Linked DNA regions of Homo sapiens: region 1 is linked to region 2. Evidence: read pairs that join two places in POLR2A ChIA-PET (ENCODE). Cell type or tissue: OCI-LY7. All regions are shown on one strand. Links, peaks and the distances in the headings refer to the core of each region. The heading gives the core; the rest is flanking DNA. Region 1 has its middle 80 kb from the start of SSTR1. Region 2 has its middle 75 kb from the start of LINC00517.

Evidence for each region. Peaks named below come from ENCODE experiments on the same cell type or tissue, not always from the same donor. Only the 100,000 strongest peaks of a DNase experiment are listed, where the experiment ranks them.
Region 1: POLR2A ChIA-PET joins it to region 2 with 6 read pairs; 2 of 35 experiments call an interaction of 5 or more read pairs at or near these places.

What each region holds. Positions count from the first base shown.
Region 1 is chr14:38,126,153-38,129,078 of GRCh38, reverse strand. No RefSeq gene overlaps it. Among named protein-coding and RNA genes, the nearest start is that of SSTR1, 80 kb to the left of the region's middle. In OCI-LY7, for the core only: no CTCF peak of the experiment used is centred there; DNase peaks (open chromatin) are centred at 1,108, 1,518 and 2,098; H3K4me3 peaks cover 2,204 bases; H3K27ac peaks cover 2,500 bases.
Region 2 is chr14:37,975,764-37,978,689 of GRCh38, reverse strand. No RefSeq gene overlaps it. Among named protein-coding and RNA genes, the nearest start is that of LINC00517, 75 kb to the right of the region's middle. In OCI-LY7, for the core only: no CTCF peak of the experiment used is centred there; no DNase peak of the experiment used is centred there.

The DNA.
Region 1 (2,926 bases), core at 112-2,611, 150 kb before region 2:
GGGGGCGGGGTAGGCCAGGTGGTTTTGGAAAAGGCAACATTTGAGTGGGAAAACAGGGATGTAAAGTTCTCACTTTGCACCACAGTTCTAGGCTTTAGGGTAGGGCCCACAGTATATCATTTAGGTTGAATACATGGGTTTAGAACTCAGCAGCCCAGTTCTGCCACTAGCTAGCTAAGCAACCTTAACTTAGTCACTTAACTTCTCACAGGCCTCAGTTTTTTCATCTATAAAGTGGGTATAATAATACCTGTCTTCCCAGGGTGAAGTAAACAATGTAAAGTGATTAGGTCAGTGTCTTGTACATAGTAAAGTACTCAGTAAGTGTTAGCTAAGTATGTCTATATATCCACCCATATATACATTATGAAACATTTTCAGAGCTTCCAGAAACTATTAGAAATATATTCTTGAGTCCTCTAGTTCCAAGGATACAGTCAGATAACTGCCCTGAGACACAAAATGAATTGCTAAATCCAGCGAATCCAGCTAATCCCCACTCTGTGTGTCAAGTGGTACTGTACCTGAAAGTTTTAAAGCCAGGGGAAATGTTTCTTGTTGTGAAAATTTACTAAAGGGCATGTCTTCCCCAGTGAACAGTCACCTTTGCAATACAAAGGTGTTCCTCATAGGAGGATCATACTTCTTTCTAGCCTATAAATTAATTACAAATCTTTGCCATGAGAAATTCTACAAAAAAGAGAGGAAAATAACATAGATATTTTGCTCCTCCTCAAAGTAAAATATTACCATATTTAAAATCAAAAATTAAGTATTGACTGAATTATTATCAAATTAAATATCATTAAATTAAGTATTGGTTAAGTTAAATATTGATCCAAAATGACTCTAAAATTAATTTCTCTGAAGCAAGACAATAGGAAGACAGCCTGGTGAACCATGATTACCATACTTGGGAGCAATGGGCTTTATTCTTGGCAACACCTTTTCAAGCCTGTAACACTTCAGGGATTCTTCTTAACTAGCTGTGAGATATGGGTAAGTCACCTACTTCATTGGCCATTGGTTTCCACTTCCGAGCACTGGGCAGGTTTGGCCAACAGATGTTAGCTCCCTGGCAGCTCTAACATTCTTCGATTCCATGTTGTGCTAAGGCAGGCTGCATTACACAGCTTTGTGGAAAGTCCTCCCTGAAGTTGTGCAACTTGGCAGATGAGATTCTAGGACAACGAAAATGACCAGTGAGGAAATCAGGCAGCTCTGAGCTTCACCTTGCTTTTAAGCACAGGAACTGGACCAAATTCCCTTCCAGGGCTCCTGTGATCCCTAGCATTCCATACCAGTGACCCAAAGCTCTTGCCTTTGAAAAATTATAGTTAGGTTCCACTTGGAACTGCCAAATTAGTAGAAAAATTAATATAAAGAAACAGCATCTGTGAATCTCTTCCTAATAGATGTATAACTGGGTTTAAAGTCTCTGACACATTTAGACTGAGTGCTAAGTCATCCGACCATCTGGCTCTAGGACAGTTATGCAAAGAGCTCATCTCCACCTGGGCGCTGAGAGCATCTATTTTAACATCCTGCTGGGCAGGTGCATGCAGAAACAGAGATGGAGATTGGCCCAAAGTCAAAAGCCAAAAAGATCTGAAAAACACTTGGACTGTCTAGTGAAAATTCTGTCTGTGAAGCAGTAAGCTTGAGGTAAAGAAAAGCTGAATGGCTGAAGGAGGAGGATATAGAGTAGACATTAATGAAGAAAGCCTTTAGCTTAGACTGAAGAGAATAACTACGCTGAAGCTTTAGCTGGCCTTTTGAAAATCCATTCTCCTTCAGAATTGCTAGGAAGAGATGACTTTGAAAATGTTCCTGATACCTGTTTTCATGTTAATGCTGCTGGTCACTATCACCTGATTCCTTTTATTGCCAGTTGGCATTTTGAAAATGTCTGTTTGCATGGGAAAATGTAGTCCCTGGATACATATTCATCATATATTTGTGCTTCAGAGGTAACTCACACCTTTAAGTTTGATTACATTTCCTTAACCAAATACAGATTTCTACAGCTCCCAGGTGTCCGGAGTAAATTTGATAAAAACAAGATTCCCACCCCCGTGCCAGGCTGTGAGTGGCTGTTCTGCATTACTTGCTAGTAGAATAATCACTTGGATGGTGGATTACACTGCCATGCACTCAGTTCACGCATAGAAAAGCCCCCTCCTTCCATTTTCTCCACTTGCTTACTGATTGCATTGACAGGGAAAATACAATGTGTCATTTGGCAAGTAGAAATATGACTTTAAATCCAAGTATCATCAGGAGGGGTGATGTTTTCACTGGAATTCAAGGGTTCAAAGAACCAGAGAATTCGTCCCTTCTTCATCTTTCACAAAAAAGAGATTTTGATCTTAGATATTTCTATATAACCCTGAAAAAAACCCCAAACTTCCCAGAATACTAGAAATGTGTTAGCTATATATTAAACTTCTAGATATGTCATACCCCATGAGGTAGATGGGAAAACATGCCCTCTGCATTGCCTCAGCTCTTACACCTTCTGGGAACACAGGTTCTGATCAATTTCTGGGCTGTGGCTCAACCCTCATGTAGTGCAATAGAACAACAATAGGGAAAAGCTGCTATTTTATCATCACCTGCTATTTTCCAGGCATTGTTTTAGGCATCCCTCATACATTGTCGCATTTAATCTTTATAATGCCTCTGCAAGGAAAGCATGAAGGAATATTTCCTATTTTATAAATGAGAAAAATGAGCTGTGTAAGTCTGAATGTTTCAAGAAACAGACATCTAGTTGGGATTAAAACTGCAAGAATCTTGTTAGGGAAGATGCCTGTGTTAAAGGAAATAGGAAGGGAGTTGGAAAGCCATCAGACCACAGTCAAGTTTGCTCCTGGATAAAGAGGAGAAAGAAAATATACCCTCTAATATTCTGTACTCTAAGGAA
Region 2 (2,926 bases), core at 167-2,666:
TCCAATCATTTTGTCACTTAGTTTTTCTAATTTATGATGTTCTTCATAGTTTCTAAAAATATTTATATTTCTTTGAGATGGTTTTTGAAACACTAGTTAATGGTTTTTACCTGATTGCTATAAAAATGTTGCTCTGCTTCCATATTCTCTTTATCTTGTAATGAATCTGTGTGGGATGTGACTCATGTCTTCTGCTGTGGCTTCATCTTTAAGTGAGATGGGTCCCCCTGTCCTTTTAGGTGTTTCTATGTGCTAGGTCAGTGGGGGCTTAGGGTGACTTTCATGCCTTCATGACTCTAGGGCTTTCTTTTGTGTTGCTGTTAAGAATGTCAGCAAATAGGTTCTCATACTCACTGCTCCTCTGTCCCTTTTCCTTATTCTTTTCCTAGATTTTGTCTTTCCTCTGCTCCTAGAACCCATGCACTGCTCAATCTGGATCCTACTCCCAACAGTTGGTCTTCAGCGAAGGTCTATGTCCAGAAAGGACACTTTTGTCTGTTAATTTTGAGAGTTCCTAGGACCCGAAACTCCCCATAACTTCTTAAGCATGTATCCTTCCTTTAGCCCCCTCACACTCGCTGGGACATTAGTACAACAAAGCCCCCTCCCAGTTTTTGATACTGTTCTCAGAAAAGCCAGTTGCACTCCCCTCATTGAAAGGGAGCCTGTTTATTTTTGACTTTGTTGGCTCTCCCTCTGCCTACCCCACTTTCTCCAACACAGTTGTTTAGACAGCATCCTTCTTGTTGCTATTATTGGTTTGCTTTTTGTATTTTTGAATTCATGGGGTATCTCACTCCTCTTATTTTTGTAGAGGTTTCCATATTTTTTGTTATTGGTGGTGGTAGTAGTGGTTTTGTTATCTACCTTTATTGCCCACTTTTGAGTGGAATTCAAGGAGATTTAAAAGCTATGTCATTACCCTTTTGCCTTCTCTCTTATTATTTCAACTTCACAGAGCAATTTTTAAATTAATTTATTTAATATATTTATTAATATATTAGTTTAATACAATCATTTAATAAAAACTTATTTAATAAGAATTAATTTAATTATCACCTATGTATTACTCATATCTTTTACAAGACATCAAACTCCAAAAATAGAAACATCCCAGAACTACAATGAGATAGCATTTCACACTCATTAGGATAGCTACTATTATTTAAAAAAAGAGAAAAGAAAGATAATAGAAAAAAATAGTGTTGGTGAAGATGTGGAGAAATTGGAACTCTTGAGCACTGTTGGTAGAAATGTAACATGATGCAGCTGCTATTGAAAACAATATAGTAGTTCCTCAATAAATTTAAAATAGGATTCCCATATTATCCAGCAACTCCACTTCTGGGAATTGAAAGCCACATCTCAAAGAGGTATTTATACACCCATGACCATAGAAGTTATATTCACCGTGTCTAAAAGGTAGAAGAAAGCAAGTGTCCATCAATGCATGAATGGATAAACAAAATGTGGAATACACAAATAACGAAATACGTTTCCACTTCAAAAAGGAAGGACATTCTGACACATGCTACAACATGAATGAATCTTGAGGACATCGTGCAGACTAAAATAAGCCAGTCACAAAAAGACAAGTACTGTATGATTTCACTTATACAAAGAACCTAGATTAAACAAATTCAAAAAAACAGAATGAGGAATGGTGGATAGGATAGGAGGAGCAGGGAATGGGAAGTTGTTGTTTGATGGGTACAGAGTTTCAGTTTTGCAAGATGAAAAGAGTTCTGGAGATTGGTTGCACAACAATGTGAATGTACTGAAATACTACTGAATTATATTTCACTATACTGAAATGGTTAAGATCGTCAATTTTGTTATGTGTATTTTGCCCAAAATTTTTAAACAGCACCACCACCTAACCACCTGCTCAAGGCCAAGAGAGGTCTAGGAATTGGAATTGCTCTTGACTCCCATTTCACACCCAACCCTTCACCCACCCCTGTGATTCTATACAGCTCCTAAATCTGCCCACTTCTCTCCATCCTCACTGCCTCCATGTTAGTTCTATTTTCTATATTACTTGTCTCCGTTCCACCACTGTTTGTACTAATTCAATGACCATACTTGAGCCAGCCAGAGACTGAAATCTTCTAAAACAGAGGCTGGATCACATTACTTGCTTAGGAAATTCCAAACTCCTTTAAAAAGGTTCACAGCGAAGAACTACATGATCTGGTCACTGCTATGCCCCCGGCCACATTTCTCACCATTCCATTGGCCCTCACTTCTCATTCTGGTCATGTCACCACAGACCTGGGAAGGGGTCTGGGCTCCAGGTGAATCAGAAGCGCATGGTTTTGAAAGACACTTGTAGAGCGCAAGGCAACCCCACCCTTTCTGAATACTTTTTGATTTGTGTGGCCAAGTCCTCAGCCATGATCCACCAGGCCTAGCAAGTACATTAATATCAAGAAATAAGCTATAATGGGCATTTAACAATATAATTCCCTAGAAAAACAGAACATAATTCAGCCTTGGAAATGCTCATCTTTTTTAAATGCGGTAATGAAAAGATAATTTTATCTCCTAGACATTCCAACCACATTTTCCCATAATCCACTCTCATGTTCTGTTGGCCTTGCTCTTTCTTCATATATTATTAATAAAAAATAATAATAAAAATTCTGTCCTTTATAGGTAACTCCACATAACTTTGACTCTGAAGGTTTCTTGTGCAATTTTGTTTTATTTCCTTAGCTTTTGGATATTTACCACTTTCATTATCTTTTCATTAATCTCCAAGTCCTCCCCTGAGTACTGATGCCTCAAGATTTATAGACCTCACTAAGGACAGCATGGAACTAAGTTTCTTGGTCTTTCTCTTCCCCCTCTTGACCTAGCTGAGATGCTATCCTTTGCTTTTTGAAAAGAGACATGAAGAAAAAATATATATCAAAGAAATTAG